2 separate regions of the Homo sapiens genome follow, and region 2 is linked to region 1. A link is a loop called in an ENCODE intact Hi-C map of the cell type or tissue named here. Cell type or tissue: PC-3. All regions are shown on one strand. Each heading gives the region's core, and the rest is flanking DNA. Links, peaks and the distances in the headings are about the cores only.

Region 1 (16,656 bases), core at 2,978-10,977:
ATACAGGTAGATTTTTCTTAAGAAACAAACCTTTTAAAGCACTGAATGCTAAGAGTCATTTACTATATGGATGCTTAAATCAGGAGTTGCAAAGAGCAAATCAATTTCAATCTAAAAAATCAGCAAATGACAAAACTATAGAGATGGAGAAAAGATTAGGGGTTTCCAGAGATTAGAGTTGGTGGAGGGGAGGGCTATGACTTTAAAGGGGTGGCAGGAGGGAGATCTTCATTCTGTATCCCGATGCAGTGGTGATTATAGGAATCTGTACATAGGATAAGATGGCATGGAACTATACACACACACACTGTTAAGTGTCAACTTCCTGGTTTTGATATTATGTTATAGCTACAAGATGTAACCATCAAAGCAAGCTGGGTAAAAGATGAACAAAACTTCTTACTATTTTTGTAACTTCTTGTGTATTTCAAAAGAAACAGTTAAAAAGAAATATTTTTCAAATGGGTATTACACTGCCATAAAAATGTTGTTGCATGGTTGGCTTGAGTTGTTATTTTTCTTTGAAAGAGTTGTTTTCCTTAAAATATTTTCAGCCCCCACCCAGAATCTCAAAGAGACCTTGCCATATCCCTTAATCACATAATCAAATTTTAAAGTTTATATCAAATTTCCATTTTCCTTCCAGGCTTGCATTTTTCTGCCAGTATTGGCAGGCCAACTGTGATCCTCTCAAATTCCCACTGATCCATGCTCAACCATTTGCTTACTATCTCTATCCATGTGGAAGCAATCATTTCAATTCTGGACTCCCCTGATTTATATCAATATTTCTGGATTCCTTTCTGTACCAAGATTTTATTTATGTATTGTGATGATCTCTTTCTCTCTCTGCTTTCCTCTTTTTGTGTCAGCTGTTCTCTGGTGCTGAGCACTTGAAATCTCTAAGACTCTCAAAGAGGCAAGCATTGAGTTGATCTGAATTTATCCAGCTTGCTGAAAGGTAGGTCACACATTTATAAGGATACATTTTCATTACATAAGTTAGAAGCCACTCCATATTCTTGTTACATTAGCCAAAGGGGTACTGATCCTGCTTCAAGCACCAGCATCCACTCAGGATGTTGCTCTCTGACTTGGGGGATGCAAGGACATACCTTTCACTTGCACGAAATCCAGCTGGTGGATGGATTGCAGCAGAGGGCTGTTGTCCAGACTCAAGTCAAAGTCCGTGGTCATCCTTGGAGTGAGTGTGCCTTTACCCCACTGATCCTCAGTCAGGTGCACTCTTCTTATGAGGGCGTCAGAAATCTAATCAGATAAAGAGGACCACAGCCTAAGAAATACACCACCACACTTGAAACACAACACTGCCCCTTGGCTCTCCAGGAGCATTACTCCCAAACTGCCTTGAGGACTCATACTCTGACTGCCTCAGTGCTGTTGGTGAGGAACACCCCATTAGGACTAGGGTGACTCACAATTCATCAAGCAAATCTGAACACTTTTGTGAGTTGGGGGGCACTATAAATAATTAGCAGGTGTTAACTGATTTATTAGACAAATCTGAATATATGATCATGCTATTTATGACAGATTTACTAAATGCCAACAACTTTAAAGGATGGTATGTTGGAAACTAGTTAATTTCTATTAGAATCAATAGCTCAACCCTTCTAATTTAAAGTGTGGGTATCCTATAAAGACTTGGAAATGAGTTTCATAAAATAGTTTAGTGAGGGTGCACATGGAATTTCTCACATTTTAAGCACATCATCTTCATGTGATTATCACTGTATTCTTTGGTAGAAAGCTCTTTCATTTCTTATATTCAATCGCTTTCTGTCACTCTTAGCCAGTTTAGTAGAGTGTGACTTGGAAGAGATCTACATGTTCCTTAACAAAAGGTTCCTTATCATTGGGATCAAAGCTTAAGTAAAATCCAGCTTACACCATAGCATCTCACTAAAACAATTAACACTGAAGAATGAGAAATCTCTGCATTTGAGAAATCACTGACTTTCTGGCCAGCAGAAGGTGTCAAGAAGGTAGACATCTTACAAACTTAGACACTTAGACATCTGACAAAACTGCCCAAGAGATATTAATGAATAAGGACCGAATTCTTGGGCAAGGCAATAACTCCACTTTGAAAGAACTTACAGAGAATTATGTTTTCATGATTAAACAAAAGAAGAAAAAGAAGCGAAAAAAAAAAGAAAAAGAAAAAGAAAAAAGCCCATGGACCTCTCAGACTTGTAGTACATGGTGCCAGAGACTTCCGGGAAGTCAGTGGAGTTTATTTAGCCGGCACTTACTTCCATGTACACTGCAGTGTGAGGTAGGTTCTGTTATTGAGGGACACAGGCCCACCCAGGGCTGTTGGAAGTCTGACTTAAGCATCCTAGACTATGTCCTATGGGACATTTAGAATCTGACGCAGAAACTAGTTAACTCTTACCTGCAAAAAACCACTAGGATCATTTTCCTTAATCACCTCCAAGCAGTACTCCATGAGACCTGTGGTCTGGCGCAATTTCACTGTGCAGTGAGAGATCTGATCTCGAACCACCTAGGATTAAAAAAAAAACAACAGAACAGTCCAAGATGGCAGAGGGTAGAAGAGAAGCAAACTGGACCATTGGAAAGCTTCTTCAAACCAGAATCCATTCCATTCTGGAATGGAACTAAATTTATGAGAATATTTTCTGGCAGTGTCTGCTGGGGATAAGGGCTCTGGAAGACAGATGGGATAAGATTATCAAAGGAAATTGGTAACAGGACCCATCAGAAGGGAAGGCAGGTAGATCTTGGAACCCTAGATCTGGTGACCTTGGTGCATCAACGAACACCTTCCAAAGGTCACTTTGCCCTGCACTTTTCTGTGAAGCTGACTCTGCTGAGCGATGTTTGCTGGGGGGTCTGTGGAGGAGCTATAGTTCCCCAAGATGCTGCTGCAGCTGTGCTTGGTGACACTGTCCACCTTCAGTGCCCTCTACTTTACTTGTAAAGAGCAGACATCACCATCTGAACCCAGTTCCTTTCCCTTCCTGCCCCTCCCCACAGCCCCACGGTCAATTGTTCTGCATCTTTTTCCTTGCGTGGATGGTGGGGGACCTGGAAGGCCAAGGTGGAGCTTGGGAGAGGTAATGAGCTAATGAAAAGCTGAAGAAAGAAGACGGATGCAGAATTAAGTTTTAAGAATAACCCACTGAAACCACTGCCTCATTTGGAGAGCAGTTGTAAAGGCTGCTCATTTGCCAAGCTGTGAGTCTGCTTTAACCTAAATAGGCATCTCTCTGAGCAAGCGGTTTCTGCTTCTAAGAAGCTGTCTGTGCTTGGTGATGAATGCATGACATTCCTTGAACAGTTTTTTTCTTCAGAGGCATTTGTCATTTGTGTCCTCTGCTCAGTAACCCAAATCTTGAATGCCTATATATTTTTTTATTTCCAAAGATGGGGTCCTCCCATGTTGCCCAAGCTGGTCTTGAATTCCTGGGCTGAAGTAATCCTCCTATCTCAGTCTCCAAGTAGCTGGGACTACACTGCAGCTATCTTTGAATGGTTTTTGAAGCGTAAAATTGAAGAAGGGTTTTCCAGGAACCATAACTACTCACATCCCCAATATTTATACTACTTTGCAAAAGCCTAAAATACATCTAGTGTTTTGGATTTTATGGATAATAGCCAAAAGAGAATCTAATAATAATTATTTTAAAATGTTCCTTGTTCCTTCTTTTCATTTTTGGTTATAAATTTATTTTCCATTAAATATTATTTCATCCACTTTCCAAAACAATCAGGAAATAGATGAGAAAAAGCAAATACTCTTATCATTCTAGTGTAAATTTTTAAAGTACTTTGACATTTCTTTTTAGTTTTTCTCTGGAATCAGACTTATTTATCGTTGCAGTCATTGTATATGACAATTTTACCTTCCCTTTCCCCCAACTTAATACTGTATCACAGGCAGTTTTCATGTTGCCACAACCAATGGTTACAAAAATATCCCATTGAGTGGGTAATCTTAATTTGCTTAATCATTCCTGTTCTCTTATTATTGGGCATTAAATTTCTATCTAATATTTTGACAACTCATTCATTCATTATTTCTGATTTTTTTGTTCTTAATGTGTTATTGTGGCAAAATATACACAGCATGACATTTTCCACTGTAACCATTTTCAAGTGTGTAATTCCGTGGCATTAAGTACTTTCACACTATTGTGCAACTATCACCACCATCCATCTCCAGAACTTTTTCATCTTCCCAAATTGAAACTCTAAACCCATTAAACAACATCCCCATTTCCCCTTCCTCCCAGCCCCTGGCAACCGCCATTCTACTTCCTTTCTCTATGAATTTCACTATGCTAAGAACCTCTTACATAAGTGCAATCATATAATATTTGTCCTTTTGTGACTGGCTTATTTCACTTAGCATAATGTCTTTGAGATTCAACCATGTTGTAGCATGTGTCAACATTTTCATCTTAAGAACAAATAATACTCTGATGTATGTATATCGCATTTTGTTTATCCATTCACCCATTGATGAATACTTTTGGCTACTGTGAATAAAGTGATTATAAACACGAGTGTACAAATATCTTTGTAAGTCTCCGCTTTCACTTCTTTGGGGTATTATACCCAGAAGTGGAGTTGCTGGATCATGTGGCAATGCTATGTTTAATTTTTTGAGGGATCACCATACTGTTTTCCATGGCAGCTGTACCATTTTACATTCCCACAGCAATGCACAAGGGTTCCAATTTCTCCACATCCTCGCCCACACTTATTATTTTCTGATTTTTAAAAATATAGCCATCGTAAATGTATAAAGTGGTATCTCATTGTGGTTTCAATTTGCATTTCCCTAATGACTGGTGATGCTGAGCATCTTTTCATACGTTTATCGGCTGTTTGTGTACCCTCGCTGCTAATCAGGTCTTTGCCCATTTTTAAAATTGGGTGTTTTTGTTGTTGAGTTGTAGGAGTTCTTTATATATTCTGGATATCAGTCTCTTATCAGATATATGATTTTCAAATATTTCATACTGTTGGGTGGGTTGCCTTTTCACTCCTTGTGTCCTTTGAGACACAACTATTTCCAACTTACCTATATTTTCTTTTGTTTCCTTTGCTTTTGGTGTCATATCTGAGAAATCATTGCCAATTCCAGTGTCCCAAAGGGTTCCCCCTGTGTTCTCTCCCAGGAGTTTATAGTTTTAGGTTTTGTATTTAGTTCTTTGATCTGTTATGAGGTCATTTTTGGATATGGAGTTAGGTAAGTGTCTAACTTCATTTTTTTTTTTTTTTTGCATGTGGATATCCAATTTTCCCCACACCACTTATTAAAAACACTGCCTTTTTCCCATTGGATAGTCTTAGCACCTTGTGAAAAATCATTTGAGCAAGTATGTAAGAGTTTATTTCTGGATTCTATTCTATTACAGTGGTCTATATATCTGTCTTTATGCCAGTATCCACTATTTTGATTATTGTCGCTTTATAATAAGGTTTGAAGTTAGGAAATGTAAGAACTTCAAATTTGTCCTTCTTTTTCAAGATTGTTTATTTACATCGCCCAATTTTCTGATAGATGATTTGTTACTGCTTTTTAACTTTTAATAATAATTAAAAAGGAAAATAAAATGTAGGATTTAAAATCTCTTTATTGTCACTGGTGAAAGGAACCAACTCTGATGGAAAGATTATTTTTGTGAGTTTTGGGGGGATCAAATTTAAAATTCACTGGTTGATTTATTTTCTTCTGACATCCAGTATGCCTGACAACCACCACCACCATATGTTGGTCTGGGCTCAATGAATACAAATTATTTTATTTTTTATTCATAAAATAACAGGAAGGTTAGGCTTCCATTTCTTGGGGAGGAAAACCCCACAAGTAAAACATTTAAAAATTAAAGAGAGGTGACCTACAGCTAATATGCTATTCCCCTCTGCTGTATGAGGCTGAACTAACTTGTTTCCAGGATGACATTTTTATATTTTGGTAGCCAGTGTATTGGTGCTGCCAGGTAGCAGACACCTCCACAGTCATCATTTCATCATCCAAATGACATCTGCCCTTGACTACAGGTACTGGAAGTCCGAATAATAAGGACAGATCAAATCTGAGCACTATAACCCAGAGTCAGTCTGCTTTTGAGATAAAATAGACTGAATTGTTGTGTTTCCTTTCCAGAGGATTCAGTTCAATGATGCATTCATGTACTGAAATAAATACATTACTCAGTCCTCATAAAATTCCACATTTGCTTCTATAAATTTCCTTATCAAGCATGGTTTATTGGGTGCTGAAGGAGCTATCTGAGTGCTGGGGCTCTCTGCTGACTCTTAAGAAGCTTAATTGTTGCACTGCCAAAGAGCCGGGGAGTTTCAGCAGGGGTTTGCAATTGGCTCCTGCATTCTATGACTCAAGCTCCTTGGAAGGACTCAATATTCTTGAGTTCCTGGCTCTCAATCCCTCACTCTCGCTACAGTTGATTTTGGTCCACCTTTTTTACATTTTAATCAACCATTCACAATGATCACAATAGCTTGTGATAAAATCACTGCGAAAAATTAAACTATGGGGTTCCCAAAGAAGCATTTTGGGTGCCCTGTAATTAACTTAGAGTTTCTGAATTAATTTAGCAAGATTTCCCACATTATAGAAATCAGGCAGATTACCTTAAATCAGATCTTTTAAGAGTATAAATACTTTCTCTCTAGTTGTCTTTATCAACTCTCTTACTTGCTATCTTCTTCAACTTGCGTTACTCATACCACATTTTGTGATCATTTATTTCTACATTGAGTTTTTCATAGAAAATGATTCCTGGAAGCCAGGCCACCTCACTGTTGTCTTTGAATGACACATTTCCGTGCTTTGGCTCTGATGTGCCAGAGAACCCCTTGGCATCACGTATGCAGTGGGCTGGATTCAAGAGGTCCTTTTCTCAGGGACAGGGCAAGTTGCAGGAAGGACACAAACAGGGCCTAGGAGAACAGTCTTCCTGCTTTCATCTGCACTAAAGCCTAAACCAGCTCCCACAGGACAGTGAATTAATCTGCAGTCCACAGTTTCAGAGAAGGCTTTTAAAATTTTATCAGCGGAGCCACCATCTGTTCTGGATGGCAAGTGTCTATTGATCATTTGAACAGTTTTATTTTGTTAAGTGGCAAATTTATAAAGGTCATTTCTTGGGTCAGGATATGACACTGATATCTACTGGTTAAAGGAGAGTCTGAAGGACTGTTGTGTCTCTTTGAATTCTCAGACATTGTCAGTAGCACAGAGCAACTCAGGAGAGAGTACACAATACACAGGTAAAATTTTGTCCTGCCTGTTCACAATTACATTCCCATCACTAACAGACCAATCTCCTTCCTCCAGGCAGTTCATGTGACACAACCAGAAGCAAGACCTGAGGTTAATTAGGAGAATTTCATGCTTAACCCAACCATGACCTTGACACCTTCCCCCACCTCCATTTACCTCTCCATTTTACATGTGGTTCTTTTAAAATTTTTCTTTATCTTTTTTAAATAAATGCTTTTTTCTTTCTTTACTTTTCTTTTTTTTTTTTTTTTTTTTTTTTTTTTAGATAGGGTCTCCCTCTGTCACCCAGGCTGAGTGTGGTGGCACACTCACAGTTTACCACAGCCTCAACCTCCTGGGCTCAAGTGATCTTCCCATCTCAGCCTCCCTGGTAGCTGGGACTACAGGCACATGCTACCCCACCTGGCTAATGTGTATATTTTTGGTAGAGATGGGGTTTCACCATGTCATCCAGGCTGCTCTTGGTGTCAAGTGATCCTCCAGCCTTGGCCCCCCAAAGCATTGGGATTACAGGCGTGAGCCACCACACCTGGCCAGTGCTTTTTCCTATAGTACTCTCTCTCATCATAGGTTTTGATGGGATATCACTAATGAACTGCAGCCTAAGTAAACACTAACATTCTTTCTCTACTATTTCAAAAAGTTCTTTCTTAAATATAAGCTATGCCTTCCCATTATAGTTTAAAACAATTTCCCCCAAGCATAAGGTAATCCTTTAATCCTTTTTGTTTAAGGTCCGGTACAGTTGTCTCCTCAGTATCTGTGGGGGATTGATTCCACGATTCCCTGAGGATGCCAAAATCCACAGATGCTCAAGTCCCTGATATAAAATGGCATGGTACTGGCATATTACCTATGCACATCCTCTTATATACTTTAAATCATCTCTAGATTATTTGTAATACCTAATACAATGTAAATAGGTATTATATTGTATTGTTTAGGCAAGGGCAGGGGTCCTCAACCCCCGGGCCGTGGACTGGCACTGGTCCGTGGCCTGTTAGAAACCGGGCTGCACAGCAGGAGGTGAGCGGCGGCCACCTCCTTTCAGATCAGCAGCGGCATTAGATTCTCACAGGAGCAGGAACCCTACTGTGAACTGCGCATGCAAGGGATCTAGGTTGCCCGCTCCTTATGAGAATCTAATGCCTGATGATCTGAGGTGGAACAGTTTCATCCCAGAACCATTCCCCCCCACCCCCTACCCCCCTGCAGCTCTCTCTCTCTAATAATAATATTAATAATAACATATCATTAATAACACAATAACATTATGTTATTATTAGCATATTAATTATATTAATACTAATAACATAATTTAATTATTACTAATAACATAACATTAATGATACTATGCCATTTTATATCAGGGATTTGAGCATCTGTGGATTTTGGTATCTGCAGGGAATCGTGGAATCAATCCCCCACAGACACTGAGGAGACAGTTGTACTCCATGGAAAACAACTGTCTTCCATGAAACTGCTCCCTGGTGCCAAAGAGGCTGGGGACCAGTGGTTTAAGGAATAGTAAGAAAAAAGTCTGTACATGTTCAGGAGAGACTTTTGTTTCCGAATATTTTCAATCCATTGTTGGTTGAATTCATGGATGCAAAACCCATGGATATGGAGGGCTGACTGTACTTTTAAGATGCAAGTTTGAAGTGTTTGTTCTCCATGCGTCCTTTTGATCAGGAGGGAGTTTCTATGTGTCCCATTGTGTCCTAAAGCATGATGACCAACTGATGCTTTGAATTAACTGTGTGAATTAAAGGGGAAGTGCTTTGGCTGTTAGATCTTTCTGACAAAATAAAGAATTCTCTTGTTTTTTCCAAGAGTAGAACATTATCTACCATTTCATTGTCACGTTCACTAAAACTTACAGCATTTAACTTAAAAAAGAGCATTTTAAATTTCTCACATGCCACCACTCTCCCTCATAGTTTAAGGCAAATATTTTCCCCGTTCTCTTGATACCACCTTCTATACTAATGTTATTAATTTACCCACACTGGCAAACTAATCACTTCAAAGGCAAGTCTGAGGCTTTGCGGTTTTAATCGAGAAAAGGATCATTTAGGCCTTTAAATAAAACACACACCTGTTTTTAGGAAGTCTTGAGATTTTTAACAGTAAAGCTGTGAAATTTCTATTCTAGAAGTGTGAATATCACCAATGCCTTACCAATAAACATGGAGTGGAATATGCAAAGCATGCTCTTAATGTATAGAATACTGTATCCTCGTACAGAGAAGTTAATAAAAGAAGAAATTCAAGACATTGGGAGAGAGAAGCATATTGGGCAGTCCCAACCACACAGGAGAACATTTACCACTGAAGGTGGGTTGCAATAAGAGTGAAGCAGTATGATGTTTTGTAGCATGTGAAGTGTAGCAAGGTATAGTGGATTACTCCATCTCCTCAAAGTATGAGTTAGGTGCCTTCTGGAGGTAAGAGGTGTCACCCATATCTGGGTTGAAGCAAAGAGTACTAAGGAAGCTCTGAGACTGACTTTGATTGGCATTGCCAAAGTGAGTGGGGGGGCTGTTCAGGGGTGTGATTTCTAACTTAGAGGAACTCCAGCTGTGTATGGGGCTTCCTCGTGATTCCATGGGTAGCCTGGGCACCCTATCCCATACAGTCTCTCTTGTGATTTTTGCTCCTATGTGGTGGGAAGCAGAAGACTGCAAAATATGCCAAATGAAACTCTGAAAGGAATTCATCATTCATGATGGGCTTGTAATCAATCATAATTGTGGTTAAATAATTAGAATTGGCTTCTACAGACTTCTGCTGAGGGCAGTTGAAAGCTTCAAGTTGTTCCAGTGTGCCTAATTTTTCCAAATGTCTTCATTGTAATGGAATAACTGAGTTCTTTGTCATTAATTTTACAGGGATTGAGGTGGTTCTTGGCTTGAATTAGTTGCTTTTTTTTTCTAGTAATGACTGTAGCCAGTCAAATAGTATCTAATTATTTTTAATTTTTTTGTGAGCTGGGATGGCCTGCCTGCCTGCCTGCCTTCCTTCCTTCCTTCCCTCCTCCCTCCCTTTTTTCTTTCCTTCTTTCCTTCCTTCTTTCTATCCTTCCTCCCTCCCCCCTTTCTTTCTTTCTTTCCTCTCTCTCATCTGAATCAAAGGATTATTTGCCTGTCATAAAACGATGGCAAAATAGCTGCAGTAAGCAGTTCATATGCCAATAATATCCGTAACGTAAATTTGTGTTCTTAATACGTGATATAATTAATTTTTGGCAAACATAATGGGATCATAACAGGCAATACATGGTAAATAATAACAAAGATAATGGTGAAAAGAATGATAATTATTCTAACAAAACTCATAGATTACACTAGGCCTCAAAATCAAGCATTCTACAGATAGCTACAATGGGCACACGGAGGCCCTCAGTAAATATTAATATGAAGACTGCGCAACATGGTAAGCTTTCTCATCAGCCCTCAGCATCCTCGCTGAGTAATTTTGTTGGTATGTTAAATTTACCAACCACACATGGAAACTGAAAGCTAGAATTTTTCCCCAGAATCATTTGGAATAACTGTAACATTTTTTTTCTTTCAGATTATCTTAGAGTTCAAAGGTAATCAAGAAAATACATATCGCCTCTTACTATTCAATGTGTGAATTCATTCTAAAATATTAGAGAGAACACATTTAAGACAATTTCAGGGTTATGTCAAATTGTGAATGTTACATAAACAACAAATAATTTTCAGATATGTCTTTGGGCTTATCAAGAGAAAGTGGCATATGTAAAGTTTCTGAAGAAAGCATAGATTTCATTAATGGCACAATTTAGTTTAAGTGTTGTCATAAATTCCCTGTGAGGAGCACAGATAGGAAATGTAGGCTTTCTTCAGCTAAAGCAGACCTGGGAAGGATGTTAACACAATGGACAGACCAAGACAAGAAACCTGGAGGTCCAGTGTGCTCTGCTCACTGTTGGAATACTGCCCAAGTAGTTCCAAATATGAGTTAGTAATATTTTTATTGGAAGCTCAAAAACACTTCTTCCCTCAGTAGCTTTCTGACATTCGCATTAGTTCACCACATTCTGAAAATAGATATTTGGCTCCCAGCATCTTATCAAACCACAGAGTAGTATTAACTATAATTTACATTTCAAACAGTTTCCCTCAAACATGTCCACATCTGCATATGTCTCCAAAGCTTTTTTGCTTTTTTTTAGCTCATCAAACTTTGTGAACTATTTTATACAATGATCAATTATGAACTCATGCCACTAAAGAATCTCCCAGGTTCATGGATAATAACACCAGTGTATGAGCTAATTCTAGGCTATGAATTATGGTATCATAGAAAACAAGCCCCTGGAAACTCTTCTTCAGGGTGTTGAATGAAACCATATTTCCAGTCATTCTCTCTCAATCACAACAATAACAGTTAATATACATTAAAGATTGTGCTAAGTGCTTTGCAATGCCCTATGAGGTACCACTTCCAGCCTTATTTTACACACAGATGAAATAAACTTTTGAGCCACAGACTTGCTCAAGATGAGAAACCTAGTAAGTGAGAAAGTGTGTCCTCTCACCCCAGCCTCTATGACACAGAACCTGGGCTCTTTACCACTCAGTTCCATCTTGCCTCAGAACCAGAACTATTAAATCTGTTCAAGCAATCAGTGCTTTCAGAGAGGGACATGAGTAGATTATAAAGACTGCGTAAGTACACACTCACTTTCCAGCATTCCTAGTTTTTTGGATTGCTCAAGGAGAGAGAGTTGCCCGAAAAATACACACACAACTCCTCTCTTTGTCAGCAAAAAGCAGGCCCTCAGAGAACTCAGCCAAAGGGAAGCGGAAGAACATAAGATTACCCCTGCAGGACAGTGAGTGATGGGTTAGCCAACAAAGATAGAAAGAAGTACTGTGCTTGGCAAGTGATGTCTATAAAAGGCCAGTCTTTTCTCACAAATCTGAGTAGCAACAAGAGTGACAAGAAAGGGAAAAGGCAGGGGGAGAGGAGAGCGAGCGAGCCGTGGAGGCCTGTATCAGTGGTCATGACAGTGTGAGTGGCACTGGTGGCTGTTTTTGGAAGCAATGACAGATATAATCAGCTGAAAACAGCAGAAAAACAAATCATTCGAGATAGAAGACAGAACAGCTTTGCTGCTATGGGGGACAGCCAGCCACCTGTCTCTGGTTTCTGCAGTCCTTTGAGGTCTGGGCAGGAAACTCCAGCCTGGGCAGGGTGGAATGAGGGCAGGCAGCTGCCTCTGCTCAGTGGCCCCCAAATGCATCCGCATTCCCTGCTGGGGCAGCCTAGCCAGTACAGATGGACCATCAGAGGAGGGAAGAGGACATAGTCACGCGATGTGGCATCCCAGCGATGCGTGAAAGCCATTCCTGGGCAATGACATCTGCAGCCACAGCACAGTCCTTAACTGATTTTCACACAGTCCTGTTCTGCAGAGGCAACACTAAGCAGGAGGGCAACGGGGCTTCTCATGCCTTCTGCCATTCTTTGATAGGGATAAATGATGCATTCTCAATCATCAAAAAATTCCTCCTCCAGATTGCTGCCTTTATGTCTCTCCCATATAGAAAGGCTGGAGTTGCCCTACCATCACCATGTGACTGTCGCAAACTGTTCACCATGTTCTGTTAAAAAGTGCCAGGAAGTGTTCGCAATGTTTCAAAAGAGATATTTCCATTAAGAAGAAAGTTAAAATGTTATGGCTAGGTACTTAAATAGTTGTTCCACTATTTAGCGGGGAAAACTGTTCAGTTTCATTTCCCAAAGACATTTGTGGTTTTATTTTATACAGTTCTATGTGATTCGAATGATATTTTGAGGACTGCTATAACAATAAAAGTTTTGGGTTTCTGAAGGGTGCTCAGATTGAAGGGCTATAGTGACAGTTTTTTAGCAATGTTAGGCCAGGTGCTGGATACAGAAAACATCCCTTGGTCCTCAGGCCTAACCAGATGGAACAAGACCACAGTGCACATGTGCTAATCACCCACTTCTTCCCTGACAGCTTTGCCGATTCCTGCAGGTAGGAATGTAAATGGTCATTAACACACACTTCCTACAATTTGGACTGCTCAGGTGCCAGCTCTTGAGGTACTCTGTGACCGTTTTAACTGCAAGTAATTTTGCCCTGTCAAACTTCTATGACATTGGGCACCTCTCTCCTGGAAGCCCACTCTGTACCTATGTTGGAGTCAGCTGTGGGTATAGCTTATCTCTTCCATTGAACTGTAAACTCCATAAGGGCAGAAGTCCTTCTGAACCACCTTCATGTCCCTGCCTCCTCCTGCTCCCCTGCCAGCACTATGAGCGTAAGACCAGACCTCATTTCTCCCTTCATCCTAATGCCATATCAACACTGCACACCACATACCCACCACCCACCAGTAGCCACTCTGAAGCCTGCTGGCCACATGTGTGGGCCTCAGCTGATTGTCTACTGCTGGACCCCTTCTGGTTTGCTCTTCCCATGCATTCATCCTTCCTCTCACATCTTGTTGCCCTGCACCAATGGGGTGATAGATGGAATATCAGATGTCTCCTGGAGGACCAGTCCTGCCAATAGGGTCCCATTCTAATAGCCAGTTGATTCCACCATGTCATGACAAAATTCTTTACAGCTTCCAACTGTAAAGTTCACTTGAGAAGTTAAGACAAATCATGCTCATTTTCTAGAAAGTACAGATTCTATTTTTCAATTCAAAAACACATTTTTTTGCCTGTGTATGGCCACCCTATCCAAAATTTCCACCCCTATCCCCAGTACTCACCATCCTCTTTTCCTACTTTTAGAATTTTTCTTAGCACTTTTTACTAATATACTCCATATTTTACTTACTTATTGCTATGGTTTGAATATCTCTTCCAAAACCCATGTTGAAATGTAATTGCCATTATAAAAGTATTAAGAGGTGGAGCCTTTAAGGAGTGATTAGGACATGAGGCCCCTGCCTTCATGAATGGACGAATGCTATTATCTTGGGAGTGGGTTAATTATCATGGGAGTGGGCTCCCAATAAAAGGTTGAAGTTTGGCTCTTATCCTCTCATTTCCCATGCTCGCCTGTCCTTCTGCCTTCTGCCATGGGATGATGCAGCATGAAGGCCCCACCAGAAGCCAACACCATGCTTTTGGACTTCCCAGTCTTCAGAACCATGAGCTAAATATAATTCTATTATTTATAATCACCCAGTCTGTGGGATTCCGCTATATCAACATAAAATGGAGGAAGACACTTATCTTGTTTATTATTTGTCCCTCTTGATAGAATATAAGTCCCATGAAGGCAAGAATTTTGATTTCTTTATTATTCCTATGTCCATTGCAGTTCCTGGCTGAGAAAAGTCACCCAACAAACATTATTTGGGTAAATGAAGGAGCAGGTAGTGAATGAAGGGAGGTGTCTGTTCCTTTCTGGCCAGACCACTGGCTACCCAAGGCTGTGGGCATCCTCTCCTCCTGTCCATGGGAAGGAATTCTCCCAGCCTGTCCATCATGCCCCTCGGGAGCCTGGCTTGTTGGCTTTCTGCTCTTCCCATGATGCAGCACTCACCTTCAGCTTGTGCTCATGCTCCTTGTTGACGCGGGCCAGCAGCTGGGCTTTTCTTCTGTTGAGGGCATCGATGAGGGCATCACATTGGGCCACCAGACAGGCTTCAAACTCCACACTGTTCTCCTGTGTAACAGAGCACATTTCTCAACTGCAAGCTGCTGGGTGCCTCAGGCTGCCAGAGAAAACAGAGCTCCCCCATCCTGCTGAAGGGAATGAAAAGGAACTCTGTCCACAATGCACATTTGGTAATTTTAAAAAAATAACTGGATAAACTTTATTCTACAGTGGTCATGTTTTGCTTTAAATTTAGATTAAAAGGGATAAATATTTATCACTTAAATTTATCAAAAGGAAATCATCTCCACAATTTGAATTCTATTAAGCAAAACAAAGCTTTAGTTCATAGAGTTGTTTATGAATGTTTTTGAGGGCCACATATGTTCAGCTATGTATGGTGGAAGCTGGCATTCAAAAAGGCAATGAGGAGGGAGTGGGGCATTGCTGAGGCACGAGAAATCATTAAATTCAAAGGAATAAAGAAGAAAAAGGATGGCACTGGTCTTCAATATTAACAATAATCCAATGAGAACAGAAGTTTATAAGAATAATGGGTAAAAGTACTTGCCCCTTTCATTAAGGAAAGCAAATAGTAGGCAGAAAAAAACAATCAATGTGTGTAACAGGGATCACCCTGCCATAAAAATCAGATATGACCCAACACCTTGCAGGGGAAAGGCAACTTCATACTAAGTGAATTATAGCTTCCCTGTGATGTTTAAATTAAATGCTGGATATAACCTTTTTATTTGATTTAAATCTGTACATGCCATAGACATTTATTTTAAGCAATTCTTTCAATGAGTTATATGCAGTTATTAAGGATAAGCTTTTCAATGAGTAATATATGCAATTTTGCATATATATGCATAATCTGAAAAAAAGTAATTTACAGTAAACGAAAGCTAAATACTCACATATACGTTAGTAATACTTAAAAAACACCACCCAGTTGAGTAAACTGTAAACTTTTGGGGCTGGCAAGAAAGGCACAATTTAAATTTATTTAAGGCACAAATTTAAATTTATTACCAAAGTCATAAAGAACTGTGTCTTTTTATATAATAATCAACTGGTAGGCATTTAGTAATTGTTTTCAAATGCAAGGTCTTCGTATAAGGAATGCATTAGTAATTGCTTGAGCAATGCTAAATTTTGGCTTTCACGGCAATTGCTTTTGAACTCTCAGAGAAGGCCTTTGGAAAACATCATTTAAGAGCTCTCTATGCCACATGCAGGGTAATATTGGAGGGTGGGGTGAGGGGAAACCTTCTCCTTGTAAGCTCTGTCACTGATTTAGAGCAGAAAGAAAGCTTTGCTCTGATGAAGAGGCCCGGGCAGAGGCAAGCCTGGGGCTGCACATTTTATGCCAGCAGAGTAAAGAAAGAACTGATTGATAAACTCCATTGCTTTGGAAAACAGAAGGAAGTATACAAAACTGCTAGGCTGTTAGGGAATCAAAAGTTTAACATGGGCATGTGTGCCAAAAAAAAAGGCAAAGAAATCAGTGTGTAATTCTTTGAAAGGGTGGCTTACATTTAAAAATCCATTTCTACCTTGACATGGTTAAATATGAACTTAGGCAATTTACTGGAGGCCAGAACTAAGGTTATTTCTGTGAGGCAAACCTCAAAACATAAGAATGCTAAACAGTACAGAAGGTCATTATTTTACTGTCTTATACAGTTTATGGTTTTTCTCCTTCAGCTATAGTGGAGAATTTATGAGC
Region 2 (16,656 bases), core at 4,926-12,925, 61 kb before region 1:
CTAGGGTCATTATGCGGCAGGGGCTTTTACCTTAGGCTTCTTCGAATTACGTTTTAACTGCAGTGGAGGGTGTGGGGGGAGGAGAGGGAGAAAACAGAAGGGTATGTGTGTGGAAAATGAAGGGATTACTCACTGGACTAGTTGCCTTCTTTACAAAAAACAACCCAGTCTGTGTTACTGTGCGGTACAGGCTGATCTTTGCACCTCCACTTTGGGTGGTATTTGAATATGCGTGTTTATGTGTGCTTAAACCTTGGTAAAGGCAAACACTTGGCATTTTAGGATGTCAGAGGTTTTTTCTTCCTCATTAAGTAGTATTAATATATTATTTTAGAAACAGTCCATTGCCAGAATTAAGTTTTCTTTTTCCTTTTTCTTTTCTTTTTCTTTCTTCTTCTTCTTTTTTTTTTTTTTTTGAGACGGAGTCTCACTCTGTTGCCCAGGCTGGAGTGCAGTGGCGCGATCTCGGCTCACTGCAAGCTCCGCCTCCCGGGTTCACGCCATTCTCCTGCTTCAGCCTCCTGAATAGCTGGGACTACAGGCGCCCGCCACCTCGCATTTTTTATTTTTTATTTTTTTATTTTTAGTAGAGACAGGGTTTCACCATGTTAGCCAGGATGGTCTCTATCTCCTGACCTCGTGATCTGCCCGCCTCGGCCTCCCAAAGGGCTGGGATTACAGGCGTGAGCCACCGCGCCCGGCCAATAGTCACATATATTCTTCTAAGTTTATTTGTTTGTTGTTTTTTGAGACAGGGTCTCACTCTGTTACCCAGGCAGAGTGCAGTGGCGCGATCTGGGCTCACTGCAAGCTCCGCCTCCCGGGTTCACGCCATTCTCCCGCCTCAGCCTCCCGAGTAGCTGGGACTACAGGCGCCCGCCACCACGCCCGGCTAATTTTTTGTATTTTTAGTACAGATGGGGTTTCACCGTGTTAGCCAGGATGGTCTCGATCTCCTGACCTTGTGATCCGCCCTCCTCGGTCTCCCAAAGTGCTGGGATTACAGGCGTGAGCCACCGCGCCCGGCCAAGTTTTCTAGAAAAATCTTAGTATACTTATATTAATATATTTTGTTTTTTATAATAAACCCAAGTTGATTATTTTGAATTCACACATGGTGGTGGTGGGGGGGGGGGGGGGGGCGGGTAATGGATTAATTGATTCAGACCAAATGTGACCCTCACCATAAAAGTGAAAGTTCAAAGCTCATAGTTCTGACAAAATTTCCTGAATCCTTGTCCTCCCAGATTCTGAAGTTTGGACTTGAGCTTTTGGGGCAGAGACTGAATTGGGCCTTATGCAACTCTTGCAATACCGATGACCTGCAAAGGACAGTATGGAAGAGATGAGCATTAGAGTTTGGATCCGGATGGGGCCAGAAATACCCTGAATTAAGAGTGGGAAGGGGGGGCCCATCAAAATCATTGATCTTAAAAATAAGTAAGGCCTGTGGGGTGAAATTTGAAATAAAGCAGAAAGATAAGCTTCTTTGATTATTATATAACTTAAAAAAGTGTTTATCAGCTTTGAATACCCCCAAGATGGTCACAGCATTAAGCCAGTTATGGGTCATTCGTACATAAGTGTGAAATTAGTCACTCAGCTTTAACAGCTGGATGAAAAATAGGGTAGAGCCTAGGATGAGGGAATACCAGGTCTGAGTAGGTCTTCCTCCCAGAAAGGTCTCTGAGCAGGAGAAGGCATCATAATGTCTGGGCATTGGGGAGTGAATAATTAGGGGGCACACAAGAAGGGATGAAAGACACCAAAAGCAAGCTTACTCGGTTTCTTAGTTTTGCTTAAGACAGTTTCAAATAGATGGCTCCCAGCTCCGCTGTCTACTTTCCTGTACTAAATTCTTGTTGGAAACTCAGGGTAATGATGAACTAATGAACACACTATTTTCTTGATTCACTATCCAGTCGGTGAGCCTGCACCCCCGGCTTGAACAATTCTCTATGCAGAAAAATCATGAACTATAGAATGCTCAATATATAGAGTATGGGGAAAAACTATCCATCTCCATGTTAAAAAGAACGTGATGGAACCAGGTGATTTAGGGTGTTCCATAGACCCAGTCTTAAACGACAATGAATTACATTGCAAGACAGTTATTCCCCTTTCACTTTTCTTTAAGTCTTTCTGGAAAGTCCTTTGTGTTAACATGTTAGCATTTTTTAATCTATATTTTTAACAGAATGCAGGTACAGACTCTAAAAGTTCTTGAAGTTTTAGCATCTAACTAGAATTTAATACAATTATCTTCCATTTATGGTAAATGATACTTTTTCAGTTGACATTCTGATATAAACTTTGTTTCATCTGCTTGTTCTGTGCTAGTCTAGGACACTGAGGCCTTGAGAGGTTAAGTTACTTGACTAAGAAAATTAATATCTTTAAAAACCTTTCCTTTAGCCTCTCTTGACCAGAAAGAACCAGAAACTATGGATCCCTGAAAAAGTATCAGATTTCAGTGGCTCACATGTTTATAGCAGCCTTACTCACAATGGCCTATATTATTCCTGCTTCTCATCCACTGCTTCCCCGTGGCTGCTGTAACGAAATGGCGTTTGTAAGTAGCTGAACAAACAGTCCAGAACTCATAGGACAAGTGTAAGTTTCCCACTGTTGGAAATACAAAAAAACATGAGAAAGTAGTGTGTTAGTTCGGGTCTTCAGAGAAGCAGAAGCTAAAACAGGATTAAACATGTTAAGATTTTTTACTGGGGTAAATGCTTGTGGGAGGGAAAAACGGGGAGTGCTAGCCAGAGAGAGCATCAGACTGTGATGCCAGTGTGACCTAGAGTGAAGGGGAGAGAGAGGGAAGGGTAGAAGGGCATATCTCAGACAGCCCTGTAGTCCCAGGAAGATCCAGCAGTGCTGCTGGGCAGTTCTGGAGGGCATCTGCTGTCAGGAGTCCACGGTACTCTGCTCGGTCATTGGTGGGATCATCCTCCCGGAGGCATGGCCTCTGCAGGGCTATCTGGAGCCCTGGGTCGGTTATGCTTCCTGCAGCTTGGGGCATCTATGAGGTCCTTTCTAGTGACCACCACAGAAAGATATGAGATAAACAAATACAGATTAATACCCACTATGTTTCAAAGCAGGGCCTATTGTGGTGGCATACCACTTTCAGATTATCAAAACGGCAACTAGCATTTTCCAAGGACTCTGGCAAGGCCCATAATGTGCATTACTCATTTAATCTTCTCATCAGCTCTGTGGGACAAGTTCTGTTTTTCTTTCCATTTCACAGATGAGGAAATCGAGGCTTAGAGAAGGTGAGTAGCTTGCTCAAGATCACCTCACCAGTAAGTGATGGAAGAGGTTTTCAAATCCCTTAATGTTGTTTCTCCTCCCCTGAAACAGGATTTGTGATCTGTTAAGTAAACCTGAATTCTGACTGCATCTCAGCTAACCTATTACCCTACTCACTTGTTTTGTTTTGTTTGTTTTTTTTTGAGGCGGAATCTCGCTCTTGTCACCCAGGCTGGAGTGCAATGGCGCCATCTTGGCTCAGTGCAACTTTTGCCTCCCAGGTTCAAGTGATTCTCCTGCCCCACCCTCTTGAATAGCTGGGATTACAGACGTGCGCCACCATGCCTGGCTAGATTTTGTATTTTTAGTAGAGAGGGGGGTTTCACCATGCTGGTCAGGCTGGTCTCAGACTCCTGACCTCAGGTAATTCACCCGTCTCGGCCTCCCAAAGTACTGGGATTATAGGCGTGAGCCACCGCGCCCGGCCTGTTTTGTACTGTTTATTGGTTTTTGACCATCTTCTAATCAGTTCTGCAATCTAGGGAAATGCCAGAGGTCCACAGTGGCCCCACAGACAGGTCACTAACACTCTGGAAAGGGGTGGTGTAAACCATGGGCTGAGCTTTATGCTCAATGAGGGAATTTGAGTACACTGCACTCAGCATATTTAATGTATGAATCTGTTAACCAAGGTTGTTATCCAGGCTCCGCTGTTTCAAATATTTAGAAAGATGACTGAGGGCCAGGTGCGGTGGCTCACACCTGTAATCCCAGCACTTTGGGAGGCCGAGGTGGGTGGATCACGAGGTCAGGAGATCGAGACCATCCTGGCTAACATGGTGAAACCCCGTCTCTACTAAAAAATACAAAAACAATTAGCCAAGCGTGATGGCGGGTGCCTGTAGTCCTAGCTACTTGGGAGGCTGAGGCAGGAGAATGGCGTGAACCCAGGAGGCGGAGCTTGCAGTGAGCTGAGATCGCCACACTGCACTCCCAGCCTGGGTGACAGAGCGAGTCAATTCTGAGCCAAAAGAACAAAGCTGGAGGCATCACACTACCTGACTTCAAACTATACTACAAGGCTACAGTAACCAAAACAGCATGGTACTGGTACCAAAACAGAGATATAGATCAATGGAACAGAACAGAGCCCTCAGAAATAACGCCGCATATCTACAACTATCTGATCTTTGACAAACCTGAGAAAAACAAGCAATGGGGAAAGGATTCCCTATTTAATAAATGGTGCTGGGAAAACTGGCTAGCCATATGTAGAAAGCTGAAACTGGATCTCTTCCTTACACCTTGTACAAAAATCAATTCAAGATGGATTAAAGACTTAAACGTTAGACCTAAAACCATAAAAACCCTAGAAGAAAACCTAGGCATTACCATTCAGGACACAGGCATGGGCAAGGACTTCATGTCTAAAACACCAAAAGCAATGGCAACAAAAGCCAAAATTGACAAATGGGATCTAATTAAACTAAAGAGCTTCTGCACAGCAAAAGAAACTACCATCAGAGTGAACAGGCAGCCTACAAAATGGGAGAACATTTTCGCAACCTACTCATCTGACAAAGGGCTAATATCCAGAATCTACAATGAACTCAAACAAATTTACAAGAAAAAAACAAACAACCCCATCAAAAAGTGGGCAAAGGACATGAACAGACACTTCTCAAAAGAAGACATGAATAAATGCTCACCATCACTGGCCATCAGAGAAATGCAAATCAAAACCACAATGAGATACCATTTCACACCAGTTAGAATGGCAATCATTACAAAGTCAGGAAACAACAGGTGCTGGAGAGGATGTGGAGAAATAGGAACATTTTTACACTGTTGGTGGGACTGTAAACTAGTTCAACCATTGTGGAAGTCAGTGTGGCGATTCCTCAGGGATCTAGAACTACAAATACCATTTGACCCAGCCATCCCATTACTGGGTATATACCCAAAGGACTATAAATCATGCTGCTATAAAGACACATGTACATGTATGTTTATTGCGGCATTATTCACAATAGCAAAGTCTTGGAACCAACCCAAATGTCCAACAATGATAGACTGGATTAAGAAAATGTGGCACATATACACCATGGAATACTATGCAGCCATAAAAAATGATGAGTTCATATCCTTTGTAGGGACATGGATGAAATTGGAAATCATCATTCTCAGTAAACTATCGCAAGAACAAAAAACCAAACACCGCATATTCTCACTCATAGGTGGGAATTGAACAATAAGAACACATAGACACAGGAAGGGGAACATCACACTCTGGGGACTGTTGTGGGGTGGGGGAAGTGGGGAGGGATAGCATTGGGAGATATATCTAATGCTAGATGACAAGTTAGTGGGTGCAGTGCACCAGCATGGCACATGTATACATATGTAACTAACCTGCACATTGTGCACATGTACCCTAAAACTTAAAGTATAATAATAATAAATAAATAAAAAGAAAAAGAAAAAAAGGAAAAGAAAAGGAAAGATGACTGAGAACCCAGATTTATTTTACTTTTGAATTCCCTTAGTGTCTGCAGACAATGCAGCTGACTGCATTGCCATCTCTATAATTGGCTGTGACAGTGACCATTTACTCGTTACCTGAGTATATTTGGCTTGTCTTGAAACAAGCGGATGTTCCTGACACTTTCAGGTCCTGTCATATTTGATTTGCTCATTGATACAGTAGTTTGAATTCTTAGGCATAGTCCAGTGGGAGTTCCTGAAAAGATGGAAATACTTCCAGCCTGTCTTCTTCCTCTCCCTCAAATCACTGACAGCCTTCATATGCCTATTGTGGAATATGCTGAGATTGCAGAATCACTTAGTGCCTTGATTTCAACTTCTGCAAAGTAAGGACAAAGATCTCTGTCCTTCTCAGTCCATAAAATGGCTAAGTTCGGCTGGGTGCGGTGGCTCACGCCTGTTATCCCAGCACTTTGGGAGGCCAAAGCAGGTGAATCACGAGGTCAGGAGTTCGAGACCAGCTTGGCCAACATGGTGAAACCCCATCTCTACTAAAAATACAAAAAATTCGCTGGGCATAGTGGCGGGCGCCTGTAATCCCAGCTACTCGGGAGGCTGAGGCAGGAGAATCGCTTGTACCCTGGAGACGGAGGTTGCAGTGAGCTGAGATCGCACCACTTACTCCAACCCAGGCAACAAAGTGAGACTCTGTCTCAAAAAAAAAAAAAAAAAAAAAGATGGCTAAGCTCAAAAGAGATATGAGTGGAGAAGTGCCAGGAAATGGTAAAAGCATTATTAAGATGGAAACTTCTGGGTTGGGATTATATTTTGACATATTAACCAGTGTTTTGATTTTCTCCTGATGGTTTACTTTTTCCCTATCTCCCTTGGGGAGCTGCTGTAGCACTTGAGGTGCTTATAATCTCTGAGGAAGATGTGAGCCTTCCTGGTTTTGAACTCCAAATTAACATTCAGGAGACACATTAAGAGTGAGGGCAAGGGTCTGAGGAAAGTGGGGCAGTAATGAGAAGATGACATGGAGGTGTGGGGAGTAGAGACATCACTGGTCTTGGAGTCAGGATCCTGGAGCTGGCTTCCTTGATCAGGTAGCAGAAATCCCAGGCAGGCTGAGTATCTGAGAAGTGCCCAGGACTTTGCTCTGCTTCCTGAGAAGAGCCCAGCGAGGAAGTGACTGCCTGGAGGGTCTCAGTAGTCAGGGCTTGGACAAGGTTCACAAAGGCTCCTCATCCCCAGGGAGGCGCAGGGCAGCCATTGACCAAATCCCCAGCGCTGAAGACTGATTCAGAGAATACCCAAGGGAGAGGTATCAAGGCTAGAGCCTTCTCTCCACTGGCTACTGCCACCAGGGCCTTAGCACAGGGAACCCCTGCTGAGGGGTCCTCAGTTGAATAGACTGGTTGACTGAATTTGAGATCAAATTTCTTCCCTGGAGGAATGAGAGCTTACATTAGAAGTTAAACTGAAACTGTTACAGGCCAGGGCAAGGTGGTTCACAGCTGTAATCCCAGCAATTTGGGAGGCTGAGGCCAGTGGATTGCTTGAGGCCAGGAGTTTGAGACGACCCTTGGCAACAGGGCAAAACCCCATCTCTACTAAAAATACAAAAATTATCTGGGTATGGTGGTGCACGCCTGTAGTTCTAGCTATTTGGGAAGCTGAGGCATGAGAATCACTTGAATCTGGGAGGCAGAGGTTGTAGTGAGCCGAGATGGTGCCACTGCACTCACTCTAGCCTGGCAACAGAATAAGACTCTACCTCAAAAAAACAAAACAAGAAAAAGCAGTTAAACTAATACAAAAAATATAAAGCTGCATGTCAGGCCTCTGAGCCTAAGCTAAGCCATCATATCCCCAGTGACCCGCACGTATACATCCAGATGGCTTGAAGCAACTGAAGATCCATAAAAAAAGTGAAAATAGCCTTAACTGATGACATTTCACCATTGTGATTTATTTCTGCCACAACCTAACTGATCAATGTACTTTGTAATCTCCCTCACCCTTAGGAAGGTTCTTTATAATCTCCCCCACCCATAAGAAGGTTCTTTGTAATTCTCCCCACCCTTGAGAATGTACTTTGTGAGATCCACTCCTGCCCCCAAAACATTGCTCCTAACTCCACCGCCTATCCCCAAACCTGTAAGAACTAATGATAATCCCACCACCCTTTGCTGACTCCTTTTTCAGACTCAGCCCACCTGTACCCAGGTGAAATAAACAGCCTTGTTGCTCACACAAAGCCTGTTTGTGGTCTCTTCACACAGACACATGAAACACTGCATTCCTTGCACATCTGAGTTTATACGCTGTTTGTATTTGCATTGCCCACTGGAGTTATTACTAATGCAATAAGACATGTTCCAGAAAAAGCTTTCACCTTTGTTTTTTGTTTGTTTTGAGACAGAGTTTTGCTCTTGTTGCCCAGTCTGGAGTGCAATGGTACGATCTTGGCTCGCTGCAACTTCTGCTTCCCAGGTTCAAGCGATTCTCCTGCCTCAGCCTCCCAAGTAGCTGGGATTACAGGTGCATACCACCACACCCAGCTAATTTTTGTATTTGTAGTAGAGATGGGGTTTCGCCATGTTGGCCAGGCTGGTCTTGAACTCCTGACCTCAGATTATCCACCCACCTGAGCCTCCTAAAGTGCTGGGATTACAGGCGTGAGCCACCATGCCTAGCCAAGCTTTCACCTTTGTATGGGAGCAAATGAGGAGAGTAATTCTGGACAATTTTGCAAAGAGATATGAACAAATCCTGACCAAGGAAAGGAAGTGAAAAGTGTGCTAAGCACAGGGTTTCAGCAGATAATCATGATGCAATGTGCACAAGGGACAGCCTCTTTGCTGCCTTGTCTCAGGGTCTTTGTAATGCAAACCCTCCATTGAGCCCACATTTTGACTTGCCCTTTGTACATGATTGATTAATTGCAGGCTTTAACTATATAAAACATATAGGCTTCTATAAAAAATATTATTGAATTTTAGAGTTTTGTTCCCTTATGGGGGTAAACCTAAGGAATCACAAACCCCAAATTCTCAAATGCCAAATACTTTAACTTCTCTAAGCTGTTTATCCATCGTTAAAGTTCTAACTAGTAAGGTGCTTAGATAGTGAAGGATAACACGTGTTAGCTTAAAACATATAGAAATGCCGGAAGAAAATAACTTCCCTTTCACTTAATATTTCCTAGGATGGAGGCTGGGAGTCTGAGGATATACTGTAGGCTGATCTCATATACAAATGAGGGCTTTTCTTTTTGCATTTCTTGTATTAAATAGATTATAGTTCATTGAGCATAGCTTTGCATAGCATAACCTACCTCTGTTTTTCAAATTCAATGTTTCTAATTTATTGATTTATTAGGAAAATATTTGTTAAGTACCTACTATGAGTCCAGCATTGTGCTGGACACTTAACAGTGAACCAAACTGACTGTAGAATAACAAAACACCTTGTCTCCCCAGGATCCTATCTTCTGAGAACCACCTCTTCTCTTTATTTTCCTGCTTCTGGTCTTACCTTTAAGTACAAGTCCCTATACTTACTGCAGGAATGGCTGTTTTACACCCTGACCCAGTTTTTACAACCATGACTATAGGACTCCTGTAGGGTCATGAAAGAAGAACTGGGCATTAGCCAACTTGGGATATCAACAATGCGATCATTGAATGGGTACTCACTGTGTACAAGGTACTGTGCTCGCTGCCAATGGTAAAACAATTCAGTTCATGGCATCTGCCTTACCCAGAACCTTTAAACTACTTCAAGGCACCATATTCGCATTAAGGTACAAGGCAGACTATGCTAAAGAAAAAACAAGTAGCCCAGATCTTAGGTGGTATCTGAGGTCACAGGAAGAAAAGAACATCTTGCATTTGTCTAGAAACCAAATGATAACAGCCATTTCTCTATCTTCCTAGAAGTTCCATTTCCTTCTCCACCTCATTGAATGATAGTTTCTCAGTCATTGAGTCATAATACGTTTCCAGCTTAAGATGAAAATGTAAAATTTCTCCCCACTCAGAATTTTCATTTTATGTTTTTTAGGGAGTTGATGTGTGAATTGCAGAGACAGGCTGATACCAGCAGGTGGAAGAATTCACCATTTGAACTCCACATCATAGGCTAGTGAATGGTTCAGCAGGATGTGACTGCAATTTTAATCACTGCTTCATTTCCCTTTCTTTGTTCCAGATATTTATGCACCAAAACCCTGTGAGAAAATGACCCATAATCTGAAGAAGATAAATAAAAATGGATTATTTTTATCACTCTAGACAGAGCATAAAGAGATGGCATTTTCTCCATTTTAAAATCTTAGATGTAAATACACTGAAATCCAAAGAAAAAAATTATTCTGATAAATTGGAGAAATTTAAAAATTATAAAAAAGTATGGGGTTTCAACATTCTTATGATAGATTTAAAGAACACTCAAAGTTTGATGTGCTGGTGGCTTGGGCCTCCCAGTGAACCACATGAGCTTACAGGATTAGGGTCGTGAAGTAGAGGGAGCGGTGCTGGGGTCCAGCACAGGGTTTCAGGCCTGTCTGGGCACACCTGTGAACTGGTAAGACAGGCCTGGGCGAACTCTATGTGCCTAGGGGAGGTGGAGCCATCTGGGAAAGATGTCAGATCACACCCCCTGCTGGGATTTAGATGTATGCGGACATGTCTAGCAAGCTGTGAGGGCTGAGAAGCTTCCTGGGTGAGAACTCACCCTAAGGGCAGGAGTCTGCTGATTCACTTCACCCAGGAAGAAGCCTTAGTTGTCAGAGGGGAGCAGTAAGTCTGACTATGGCATGGTAGCAGTTTCTGGATTCTGTTCCCTGGTCCAGCTACCTAGAAGCCTGTATACCCTGTGGATGTAGAGGGCTGTCAGCAAACCCTGAAAGAATTTTCTCACCAAGCTTTGTAGAAAATACTCAGACTCAGAAACAGCATCATACCATCTAACTGGAAGAAGTGAGTCATTCTCTTGTATCTTAGAGGAGGATCTGGATGAACTGTGATGACCAGTGGGGCAGGGCGTGGCCAGCAGGACTGGGAGCAGCACATGGAGACACCTCCTGGAGACTCCTAGAAATACAGGACATGATAGTTGGAGGTTTGGTGAGACAAATGGGAGTGAGAACTACTGGCATTTGTGTTGGAGTTAATGGAATGCCCTCTGATTCAAAGACTCAGGGGAACTGGAGAGGTATGCATCTCTCTTTCACACATATTCACCACATATGCACATCTCACATCTCATATATGTGTGTATATGTGTGTGTGTGTGTGTATATATATATATATATATATATATATATATATATATATATATGTCAAGTTATCAGAGTTTTCAAACATTTACTAAAAGAACTTTATTTTTTTTTCCCAAGGCAGAAGAATTTTTCTTAGTACAGAACAAAATAGAGTCTCCTCTGTCTACTTCTTTCTACACAGACACAGTAACAATCTGATTTATCTTTCTTTTCCCCACATTTCCCCCTTTTCTATTCGACAAAACCGCCATCGTCATCCTGGCCCGTTCTCAATGAGCTGTTGGGTACACCTCCCAGACGGGGTGGCAGCCGGGCAGAGGCGCCCCCCACCTCCCAGACGGGGCGTCGGCCAGGCGGAGTTGCCCCCCACCTCCCGGACGGGGCGGCTGCCGGGCGGAGACTCTCCTCACTTCCCAGATGGGGTGGCTGCCGGGCGGAGGGGCTCCTCACTTCTCAGACAGGGCGGCCGGGCAGAGACGCTCCTCACCTCCCAGACGGGGTGGCGGTCGGGCAGAGACACTCCTCAGTTCCCAGACGGGGTCGTGGCGGGGCAGAGGCGCTCCCCACATCCCAGACGATGGGTGGCGGGGCAGAGGCGCTCCCCACATCTCAGACGATGGGTGGCCGGGCAGAGACGCTCCTCACTTCCCAGACGGGGTGGCGGCCGGGCAGAGGCTGCAATCTCGGCACTTTGGGAGGCCAAGGCAGGCGGCTGGGAGGTGAAGGTTGTAGCGAGCCGAGATCACGCCACTGCACTCCAGCCTGGGCAACATTGAGCACTGAGTGAGCGAGACTCAGTCTGCAATCCCGGCACCTCGGGAGGCTGAGGCGGGCAGATCACTCGCGGTCAGGAGCTGGAGACCAGCCCGGCCAACACCGCGAAACCCCGTCTCCACCAAAAAATACAAAAACCAGTCAGGCGTGGCGGCGCGCGCCTGCAATCCCAGGCACTCGGCAGGCTGAGGCAGGAGAATCAGGCAGGGAGGTTGCAGTGAGCGGAGATGGCGGCAGTACAGTCCAGCCTCGGCTCGGCATCAGAGGGAGACTGTGGAGAGAGAGGGAGAGGGAGAGGGAGAGGGAGACCGTGGAGAGAGAGGGAGAGGGAGACCGTGGGGAGGGAGAGGGAGAGGGAGAGGGAGAGGGAGAGGAAGAGGCTAAAAGAACTTTAATAAATGATGTCTTTTTATGTGTAAGCTCTTTGTAAACCCTCTTTTTTGGAGAGGGTAATATTTTTCTATCAGTAAAACATACTTATTAAAATGTGTGGAAATCTTAAGTTTGCGTCGCAATGAATTTCTCCAAATGGATGATGACTCATGCTCCGTAGCCAGACTGAGCTACAGAACATTATGAGCAGCTCAGAAGCCCCTCCTGTGCCTGCTTCCTGTCACTGTCTCCTAAGGGTGATTGCTACCCTGATTTCCAATATGGCAGATTACTTTTGCCAGTTTTAAACTTTGTATAAATGGAATTATACAGTATGTCTCTATTTGTCTGACTTCATTTACTCAACATTGTAAGTTTCATTTATGTTCTTGCCAAATTTCTTACATTTTCATCATTATGTAGTATTCCATTATATTAATGTAGCACTTTTTTTTTGAGATGGAGTCTCGCTCTGTTGCCCAGGCTGGAATGCAGTGGCACGATTTTGGCTCACTGCAACCTCCGCCTCCAGGGTTCAAGCGGTTCTCCTGCCTCAGCCTCCTGAGTAGCTGGGACTACAGGTGTGCACGCCCAGCTAATTTTTTGTATTTTTGGTAGAGACGGGGTTTCACCGTGTTAGCCAAGATGGTCTCAATCTCCTTTCCTCGCAGTCTGCCCGCCTCGGCCTCCCAAAGCACAATTTTATATATCCATTTTGCTGCTGATGGACATTTGGGTTGCACCCAGTTTGGAGTTATCATGAACAAAGCTGCCATAAACCTATTTGTACGTGTTTTGTTTTGTTTCAAGACAGTCTCATTCTGTTGCCCAGGCTAGAGTGCAGTGGTGTGATCTCAGCTCATTGCAACCTCCACCTCCTGGGTTCAAGCCATTCTCATGCCTCAGACTCCTGAGTAACTGAGATTATAGGCATGCACCACCACATCCAGCTAATTTTTTGTATTTTTCGTGGCGATGGGGTTTTACCAAATTGCCCAGGCTGGTCTTGAACTCCTGGGCTCAAGCAATCCACCCACCTTGGCCTCCTGAAGTGTTGGGATCACAGGCATGAGCTACCATGCCTGGCCTGTATATGTTTTTTATTGCATGCATGTCCTCATTTCTGTTGGAAATATAACTGCTAGATCTGATATATAAGTTTTAATGCATTTTCTTCTGTATGTGAAAAATGTTGTTTGGGTACAGATGTACTGTTCTTTAGAAGTAAAGTATTTGAAGTAATGAAGAAAGTGAATTTGACTAGAAATCCAGAAAGAAAGAGGGATGACATTATTTAGAGTAGCTGGGTACTGATAATTTTATTTATGTATTTATGTTATTTATTAATGTCGAATCTTGATTAGTTATCATAAGTTATAATAAGTGGTAACAATATAAACCATTTCATTGCTCATGACAGATATAAAAACTTGCAGGATAGTTTTTTACTGCTATCTAGAATCTTTTTAGAATGCCTCATCCTGCAAACTAATTATTAATATTAACCCCAGGACAATAGGCTTGGAAAGTAATTTTTAATTAAAAAATTTTCTTCCTATCTGTGCAGATGGTTAAAAGCTGATTGTGGCACTCATAGTTTGTAGCCATTACCACTAGAAACCAGGAAAAATCAGTGAATCTTCTAATTTTTTATTTAATAAGTTGGCAAGTTTGTTGTAAGCATTGACCACCGTGTTTCATGAGCTTAAGCTATGAAGACTGTATGAAAAGGAGCAACACTAAGTCTGGGTCCTAAGAAACAAACGCTTTGTGATGTGGGCCTCACTCAGAATGTCTGTGGCTAAAAATATCCCTGGGGGGTCAAAGTTATCCAGTGGATCTTGGCTCAACCTTGCGGATTGGGCATCTAATCTGCAGGAGCATCGTTTAGCAGATTTGTTGGAAACTAATATTTGTTTTACTTATTTTCTAATAATAAAAATAGAATGTGTTTATTCTAGAAAATTTGGAAAGCATATACAAATAGAAATAAAAGTTATACGTAATAACATCATCCCTTCTTAATATTTTGGAGTATTTTTTTCAGTTTTTAAAGCACCCCTTTTTTTTTAAACAGCTCATTTGTTCAACACATATGTTTCTGAGAACTTCTTGTGTATAGATGGCAAAACTGAACAGAACCAGAAATCCTGCAGTCCTTTATAGGGTCTCCAAGACCATAACTTATACAACAGAATCCAGAACAACTCTAAGGTCAGTGGTGGTGATGGAGAAGCTGCAGAGGGGGATCTCTGGGTGACTGTAATGAAAAAGAGCTAACATAGCAGCCCTGAGACAGCAGACCTCAGAAAGGCCTACTTGCAAGGTTGACCCACGGCTAGCATCTGGGAACTTGGCTTTCAGGAGTCTTCCTACCATTCCGTAATTGATAAGGATGGTTTACTGTGCCTAGACTGTTTGTACAAACAATATGGTTTATGCTGAATACCACTGTCCTGCTGGAAGTCTGAAATTTTATATGTGCTAGGCAGAGGGTTTCTATGACCAGTCCCCAATAAAAACCGTAGGCTCTGTTAAGTGCATCCTGTGCCATTTTACTGGGAGGACCCTGGAAGCTTATGTCTGGTTTCCTTTGGGCTTTGCCCCATGTGCTGATTTTGCTTTGTAGCTGATTTTGCTTTGTATCTGATTTTGCTTTTGCTGGTTTTGCTTTGTGTCCTCTCGCTGCAAGAAACTGTAACTGTGAATACATTTACTTCTGAGTCCTTTGAATCCTTCTAGCAAATCACTAAACATGAGGGTGGTCTTGGGGGCCCTTGAAATGATGACCCACTAGGAAATTAAGTTACCAGATGAGTCATTACCTCTACTTTCACAAAGGCCCTTAGGATAAAGTTGGGCATATAACTCTTTGAGTAGGAGAAATATTAGAGGAAATGTGTTGTTTGGGCATTGGTTTATTCACAATCAACTCTGCCCATATTGGCTTACTCACCAATCCCCAAATCACTTAGTCTCAATCATACAAGCACTTTTCACTTAAGACTGACACTGGTTTAGGCTGGGCGCAGTGGCTCATGCCTGTAATCCCAGCACTTTGGGAGGCTAAGGCTGGCAGATCATGAGGTCAGGAGTTCGAGACCAGCCTGGCCAACATGGGGAAACCCCGTGTCTACTAAAAATACAAAAATTAGCCGGGCGTGGTGGTGCACACCTGTAGTTCCAACTACTCAGGAGGCTGAGGCGGAAGAATCGCTTGAACCCAGGAGGCGGAGGTTGCAGGTGAGCCGAGATCGCACCACTGTACTCCAGCCTGGGTGACAGAGCCAGATTCCATCTAAAAATAAATAAATTAATAAATAAAATTAAAAAAAGACTGACATTGGTCTATATAAATTAAAGAAGCCTTTTCAAAAACTTGGCAAGGAGGGAGGTAAGGGAAGAGAATAATCTCACAGAGCAGGAAATGCCTTAAAATTGGATATCAGACATCCTTGCACCCAAAGTCCATTAGACAAACACTGTCCAAGGGAATTCATTACTGGCTGTTTCTTTCCTTGGGTCTTACTCTGCTTCCATGTTTCTGCTGACCATTGTTTTGGAGCAGAATGGCTTTTACCATGTCCTCTTGTCTTGAGAACTCCAACTGCAATCTCTGAGCTTGGCAGGAGCAAAAAGGAGTACCTTAAAATGAAACCAACCAGGCCGGGTGCAGTGGCTCACGCCTGTAATCCAAGCACTTTGGGAGGCAGAGGCGAGTGGCTCGCTTGAGCCCAGGAGTTCAAGACCAGCCTGACCAACATGGTGAAACCCCGTCTCTACTAAAAATACAAAAAAATGAGCTGAGTGTGGTGGTGGGCACCTATAATCCCAGTTGCTCAGGAGGTTGAGGTACCAGAATCACTTGAACCTGGGAGGCAGAGGTTGCAATGAGCCAAGATTGCGCCACTGCACTCCAGCCTGGGCGACAGAGCGAGACTCTGTCTCAAAAAAAAAAGAAAAAGAAAGAAGAAAACAACCAGCCTCCATTGCCAGATGCTATCTGCACAAAGATGAATTACTGCACAGAAAAATTTAGTTCCACATTATCTCAGTCATCTCTGCTGAGCTGGGCTGGAGTTTTCCTTTTGCATAATCAGAGGTTCCATTAAAACATTTTAAAAACAAAAGCAGGCAGGGAGAAGAAAATAAGCAGTTTTTTTTCTGAAAACACCCTTCTGGTGTTCTCAATGCAGCAATGGCTGGAACTTAAAAATTCCCATCCTTCTAGCCATTTTACTCTCAACTCCCCTCTTTTGTTCTGCTACACCGAGAAGCATAATTTTTGTCCTCAAGAATGTGAGCAAAATGCCCTGAACATGGCTGACCTTTGAAGATCTTGCATTTCAGCCCTCAGATGCAGCAGGCACGGTGTATCCACTTCCTCCAGCCATGGTGTCACGGAGAGGGACAGTCTTCACTGGATATGAAAAGAGAAGGCAGGGTGCCCTCTTGGCTGCAACAGATATTCTCATAGCTGC

What was found. A loop is a pair of places that touch in the nucleus more often than their neighbours do. Peaks named below come from ENCODE experiments on the same cell type or tissue, not always from the same donor. Only the 100,000 strongest peaks of a DNase experiment are listed, where the experiment ranks them.
Region 2: it touches region 1 in a loop (3-fold over the local background); 6 of 110 quality-filtered maps call a loop at or near these places.

The regions. Positions count from the first base shown.
Region 1 is chr14:51,007,965-51,024,620 of GRCh38, forward strand. TRIM9 (tripartite motif containing 9) reads right to left here. Exons shown (of 13, transcript NM_001387360.1): 3 at 14,871-14,993; 4 at 2,420-2,530; 5 at 1,116-1,269. Among named protein-coding and RNA genes, the nearest start is that of PYGL, 72 kb to the left of the region's middle. In PC-3, for the core only: no CTCF peak of the experiment used is centred there; DNase peaks (open chromatin) are centred at 6,347 and 6,857; H3K4me3 peaks cover 420 bases; H3K27ac peaks cover 1,872 bases.
Region 2 is chr14:50,945,143-50,961,798 of GRCh38, forward strand. It overlaps LOC400212 (a long non-coding RNA gene), which reads right to left. Exons shown (of 4, transcript NR_170195.1): 1 at 16,504-16,656; 2 at 10,712-12,074; 3 at 2,506-2,625; 4 at 1,148-1,322. Among named protein-coding and RNA genes, the nearest start is that of PYGL, 9.0 kb to the left of the region's middle. In PC-3, for the core only: CTCF peaks have their summits at 9,835 (motif pointing right), 10,035 and 10,792; DNase peaks (open chromatin) are centred at 9,889, 10,459 and 10,779; H3K4me3 peaks cover 798 bases; H3K27ac peaks cover 1,658 bases.